Regions from separate parts of the Mus musculus genome. Here region 1 is linked to region 2. A link is a loop called in an ENCODE intact Hi-C map of the cell type or tissue named here. Cell type or tissue: left cerebral cortex. All regions are shown on one strand. Links, peaks and the distances in the headings refer to the core of each region. The heading gives the core; the rest is flanking DNA. Region 1 overlaps Gm34196 (a long non-coding RNA gene). Region 2 overlaps Gm34196 (a long non-coding RNA gene).

Region 1 (2,928 bases), core at 107-2,606, 110 kb before region 2:
TTTTTTTGTTGTTGTTGTTGTTTTGTTTTGTTTTTTTGTTTTTTTAGAGCTCAGTAATATATTTAAGAAAAATATATTTTATATGGCAACTATATGGATTAGAATGTGTTTTTCATAATTATTTATCCTCAGTGGAGTCTCATTGAGTATATTAATCCCTCATAAAGGCAGGTCCCATGCCCAGCAGTAGACAACCAAAGCAAAACAAACACAATGATTCTTTTGTAGACTGTTGGTCTCACATTGCTTTGTTTGGGCATTTTTAAAAATCTTACTACCCTTTTCCTTTTACATTATGGTTTCCAATTTTGTGTTTTTACGTGTTTTCTTCATATATGTTCTGTGTGCTTATTTCCTGAAAAAAAGAAAAGAAGAAGAGAAAAAGATGAAGGGAAAGAAGTGGGAGGAGGAAGAGGAGGAAGAGGAGGAGAAGATAAAGAAGAAGATGAAGGAGAAGTAGGAGAAGGAGAAGACAAAGGAGAAGGAGAAGACAAAGAAGAAGACGATGAAGGGAAAGAAGTAGGAGAAGGAGGAGAAGGGGAAGAAGAGGAGGAGGAAGAGGAAGAAGAAGAAGCTATATTATCTTTGCCTGTTTATTTTTTGAAGAAATAGAGAAAGAAATAGTATGTAGTTGAGTAGGTAGGCACACACACAGACACACACACACACACACACACACACACACACACACACACACAAACAGAGAGAGAGAGAGAGAGAGAGAGAGAGAAAGAACTGGGAAAATCTTGTAATAATGGGAGATGTGGGGATGGAATCTTCACAGGATTTTGAGGTGGGAATTAATTTGTATGCACTATATTTATTCATTATTAGTGAAATAACTTCTAATATTTTACAGTGCTAAAATCTCTATAATATCCTAGTAGATGGGGATATATGCATGCACATACACACTACTTGGCTGCCTTATGAATGTCAACAGCATGTAGCTAAAAAAAACTTTCAATTAGTAGAGAATCACATGGAGTGATCATTTATGTACAGTTTTTACTTAGAACTTTTTGTAATAAGTAGAGATAATTTGCATCTCTCTTTTCATCAAATATTTTTATTTGGTATGAACTTTTCTTCTCCCTGGTTACCCAAACTATTTTATCTCATTTTTTTCTGTTATTATTATTTATAAAATTGTACTTTAAATCTTCATCTCTTCCTTGTTAATATTTTATTTGTTACTGTCTTTGAACTAGAGCTTTGAGCTGTTGTGATTTAAAAAGTCAGCAAGAGTACATATAGGACCATTTAGACTCAATGGGATTGCTTAGGAGTTTCAGTGGGTTTAGCTACTCAGTGATCATATCAGCTCTGTAAGGAGTAGCTATATGCACTGTACATGCTCACTTCCTCTTCACTGTTCACACTCCTGTCTAGGCCTCCCACGGTAGCTACTGCTGTAAACATAGGCTGGAGTGAATCCACTTAGAAGGTACATTGCCATATTGCTTCCCTTTTCAGCTGCAAAAGATGATGTGGTCTGTTAGTGAGGGTCAGTAATGCAGAGCATTTGTTATTGGTCACTGCGAGTACAGAGACAGGGTGTGGTAGGTTTATCTCCCAAATGGTGGTTCTATAGATCATTGTCTCTTACTTTGAATTTAGATAAAAACTCTTGTTTTGTCCTCTCAAGTTTCTAAGAAAATCATTGCAGTGGCTGATTTATCTTCCTTTCAGTGCTATAAACCTTCTTTAAGATTTTAAATTAATTTTGGTCATGACTCTAGCCTTTAATGCCTGGTCCACCTCTCAGACCTAAATGGGATGTTTTTGTGGAATCTCTCCCCTCAAGGCTCAGTTATCTGTATGGAAGTGGTATAAGGTAAAAAGATTGTAAGAGCCAGATGTGCTGATGATTTCAAGAAAACAGAGACATTCAGACACAAAAGGGCTGATACGTGTATCAGTTAGCAGAGACTAACAGTATGTACTAAACCTATACAAGTTCAAACCTAACAAAATCCCAGGTCTGAGAAGAGGAAGTATACACAAAATCTCACACCCACCCAGGAAGCAGTTTGTAATTGATATCTGTTGTGAAAAGGGAAATGAGTTTTCTTCAATAGAATGTCACTGGTTATAACAACCATAGTCTAGGTCAGGCCCTAAGACCAAGAGTAGTTGGCCAACACAAAACACACTCCACAGGGTTTTTTTGTGGGATTTTTTTGTTGTTTGTTTTCTTTGTTTTGGGGAGGAGGTGTTTTGATATCTCTCTCTCTCTCTCTCTCTCTCTCTCTCTCTCTCTCTCTCTCATGGTTAGGCTTAATGAGAGAAAGAGAGAGAGAGGAGGGAGAGAGAAAGAGAGAGAGGAATAGAGAGATCTGCGAATAGTTGAGGGAGAGGAAGGATTACAATCAAAATATATAAGAAAAGTTTTTATTAAAAATAAATTTAAAAAACAATAGCAAAGTATGGCGGATATGAGTTGAGCTGTCACCACTCACAGATGGTCTTCAGGATCAGGTGGGCATTGAAATGAAGTGCATTATGCCTTACAATCTATGCCTTCTTTCCCTCTACAAGTATAGTCATTGTTCTTACTCAACAAATAATCCAATTTACTGTCATAACCAATGTCCTAGTGAATGTATTTGAGACATTGTGGGTATGGAAAAATAGTACTAAAATAAACGAAGTTATTTCATGCTTAGAAGCTCTGAAATATAAGTATACAATAATACAAATACACAAGGGTACATCATCTATATAAATTGACATATTGTGTGGTTAAAAAAAACCTCCATGAAATGGAATTGATTTTAAAACAAAGATGGAGAATATGCTTTTATTTTTCTGTATACTTTTATCTTTTCTAATATTACTGCTTACATTTTCTCTAAACAAAAAAAGTGAAAACTTTATCTCTCACATAGGAAATAAAAAACATTATTTTTGTATAAAAGAACTCAA
Region 2 (2,928 bases), core at 141-2,640:
AGGGAGGGGGAGAGGTAGAGGTAGGACAAGGGGAAAGGGGAGGGGGAGGGGGAGAGGGAGAGGGAGATTTACTATAATTTTTAGCTTTTTTTCGTGTTCACATTTTTTTCTTTGTTTTAAGGTCACCTTCCTTTGCCTCTAAATTTGAATAAAAGTCAAAAAAGGGAGAAATGGCTCAGTAACTAAAAGCACAGAGGACCAGAGTTTAGATCCCAGTCCCTACAACCAGGCAGCTCCAGGAGGATCCAAGCATCTGTTTCCCTAATTTCACCTATACGCACATGTAAAATCCACACATGGACATGCACATATGCATGTAATTTTTAATAAAAAAATCAAGCTTGGGAAACTGACCTAGAAAGTATTTTGATGGCCCATTCAGGGCTGGTAGGATGGACAGATGGACAGAGTGATGTTTCTAAATTATATGGATTATCCCAGCACCCACCCCCCTCCTTGAAGGGATAAAATAGAACCACTATAGAATAGCTGCTCAGTGGTGAGGTTTAGTAGAGGCAGGGCATGGATAGATAAGGATAAACTTGAAAGCCTTCAATTTAGGGCAAGAAGAAGGAAATTATACAATCCCCACTGGGTTAGACTTCCATAGTAAGGACTATTATCTTTTATATTTTTTCTTGAGTTTGGTTTTACACTTAAATGTTTGCAAATTTTAATTTAATAAACTGTAATAAAAATTTGAAATGATAAACCTGTTACTTCCTGCAAGTTTAATAGATCCCCAGAATTTCTATTACATTACAAAGTCAAATAGCAGTTATTTGAACTTCATAGCCAATAAGTCATCATGAACCATTAATTTTTCTCAAATACAGAACAAATAATTGAAAGGCTAGACTAATGCACAATTTGAAGCACAAAGCAATTGGTATTTTAATATCTTTATTTAAGAAAGCTGTCTTACTTTAATTAAAATAATTTAACATCATTAACATTTTGTTCCTCAAAATAGTCAATGTAAGTGCTGTCTTTATTTAAAGATTAGGAAAATAAAACAGGTTATGTTTTATTCAGGATCTTGAACTAAACCAATAGGGGGAAATCCAGTTTTTTACTAAGAAAATTAAATGAAAATTGAGACGATCATACATATAATAAAAATCTCAAACGGCCAAGTTTTTCATTGATTGCATTTTGTTCAAATGAAGCCTCCTTTTTCTTAAGAGCAAATTCCTAAAGTAGGTATTTTTCTCTCTTTAAGAGTGGCATTATTTAATCACAGAACAAGCAAGATAGCTTGGGAGTGACTCACGCAACATTCCTTTTGGTACATCTATTTAAAGAAAGTCATCAAGGAGAAAAATCGCAGTATGGCAGCTGTGTTAATGACTGATGAAAATATAAAGTAGAGGAGTTCTTCTGTACACAATTAATCCTTAGGGAAACATATTAAGTAGCTTGATTTGATAACTATATTTTTCAGGATTTTTCTAAAATGAATTCTAATGTCCAATGATTAAATCTATACCCTAAAGCAGTTTTTAAAATGAATAAAATCATCTTAACTTCTATTTATTAGTAAATTGACTTTCCAAGAAATACAAGTTTTTGAACAGAGAAATACAGAAATTTGATGTAGAAATAGCGGAAGCATGAGTGCTAGTTGCCCTTAACAAGAGATAACAAGCCTAGCCTCCTTGTTTCTGATATGCATTACAAAACATAATAGTGCATCAATGTCCTGTGGAAACTATGTCTTAGCCTTAAATTACAGAGATCTGGTGACATTCACTTAGTCTTAACTTCCCATAAGCTATTTGAGAAACAGTATGCTCTCTCTCCTCTATCTCTTCCCTTCTTACTTTTCTGATTCCTCCTTTCTTTTTCCCTTCCTCTTCACCTTTTTTCTTTATGTCTTTCCCTTGAGAGGCTTGTGACTCTTGAGTAAATCTGAGCACATCATGGAGGTCAGGATTTAGTGAAATGCTGTGCTGGTGCCTACCAGCTGCTGTTGTCAGTATCAGAGATGGGAACTGACACCTTTGTGAATAAAATATAGAACATACACTCATAGATGAGATGAGGTTAAAGGCAACTTATATTAAGTCTTATGAGCTGAATCTTTTCCATGGGACCCACAGTGGAAAGAGAAAGCTCACCTCCACAAGCATACTGTGTGCATCACTGTGACACACACACACACACACACACACACACACACACACACACACACACACTCACTCACTCACTCACACACAGACACAATTTAAAATTTTTAAGTAAAAAATAGAATATTGTAAATCAACTAGGTTAATTGCTTTAAATGTAATCCACTGAAGTGAATTAGCTGAGAAACAAAGTAGGTAGATACTGACTTCCATTTTTTTCCTTCACTATGTGGAAAAATGTAATTATGAAAGTTAAGAAGCATAACTGCTGACTGTGGATCCAAGGCTAGTCTTCCTTTGCCACCTCAAAGGATACTCATGTGGAGCTTAATAACATCACATGGTCTAAATTTGTCTAGGATAGTGTCCTAGATGACAAGTTAGATGCCAGTCATAGGCATAGAGTCAAATGTAACTATGTGTGTAGTCGATAGAATATACTATTAATAACTTAATATCTGGTCATTTATATAAGAGTTTTTATTGCATAGAATTTCTTCGGTGCCCTTATATAAATACTGACACATAAGACTCTATTCCTGACATATACTATCTTGATAAAGTCTAGGTTAGATTGAGTAAAATGTTCATTTAAGAAAATATAATATATGGTGTGACTAAGAGCATTTGATGGCACCAAAAAATTATAGAAAAGGGTTTGGTTTCCAAACAAAAATAATATAGTCCATTATTGCTCTTGCTGCCAATTATAAGTAGGGGAATGCTTGGTTTTCTATTGATCATTTAAAACAGAGCACAAAGTAATGACAACACTATTCATATTTGATCAAGAACAAGG

The links. A loop is a pair of places that touch in the nucleus more often than their neighbours do. Peaks named below come from ENCODE experiments on the same cell type or tissue, not always from the same donor. Only the 100,000 strongest peaks of a DNase experiment are listed, where the experiment ranks them.
Region 1: it touches region 2 in a loop (2.6-fold over the local background); 2 of 42 quality-filtered maps call a loop at or near these places.

The regions. Positions count from the first base shown.
Region 1 is chr13:84,629,515-84,632,442 of GRCm38, forward strand. The region is part of intron 2 of Gm34196 (a long non-coding RNA gene); the gene reads right to left. Among named protein-coding and RNA genes, the nearest start is that of Gm34246, 44 kb to the right of the region's middle. In left cerebral cortex, for the core only: no CTCF peak of the experiment used is centred there; a DNase peak (open chromatin) is centred at 1,406.
Region 2 is chr13:84,740,147-84,743,074 of GRCm38, forward strand. All of the region lies in intron 2 of Gm34196 (a long non-coding RNA gene), which reads right to left. Among named protein-coding and RNA genes, the nearest start is that of Gm34246, 66 kb to the left of the region's middle. In left cerebral cortex, for the core only: no CTCF peak of the experiment used is centred there; a DNase peak (open chromatin) is centred at 1,267.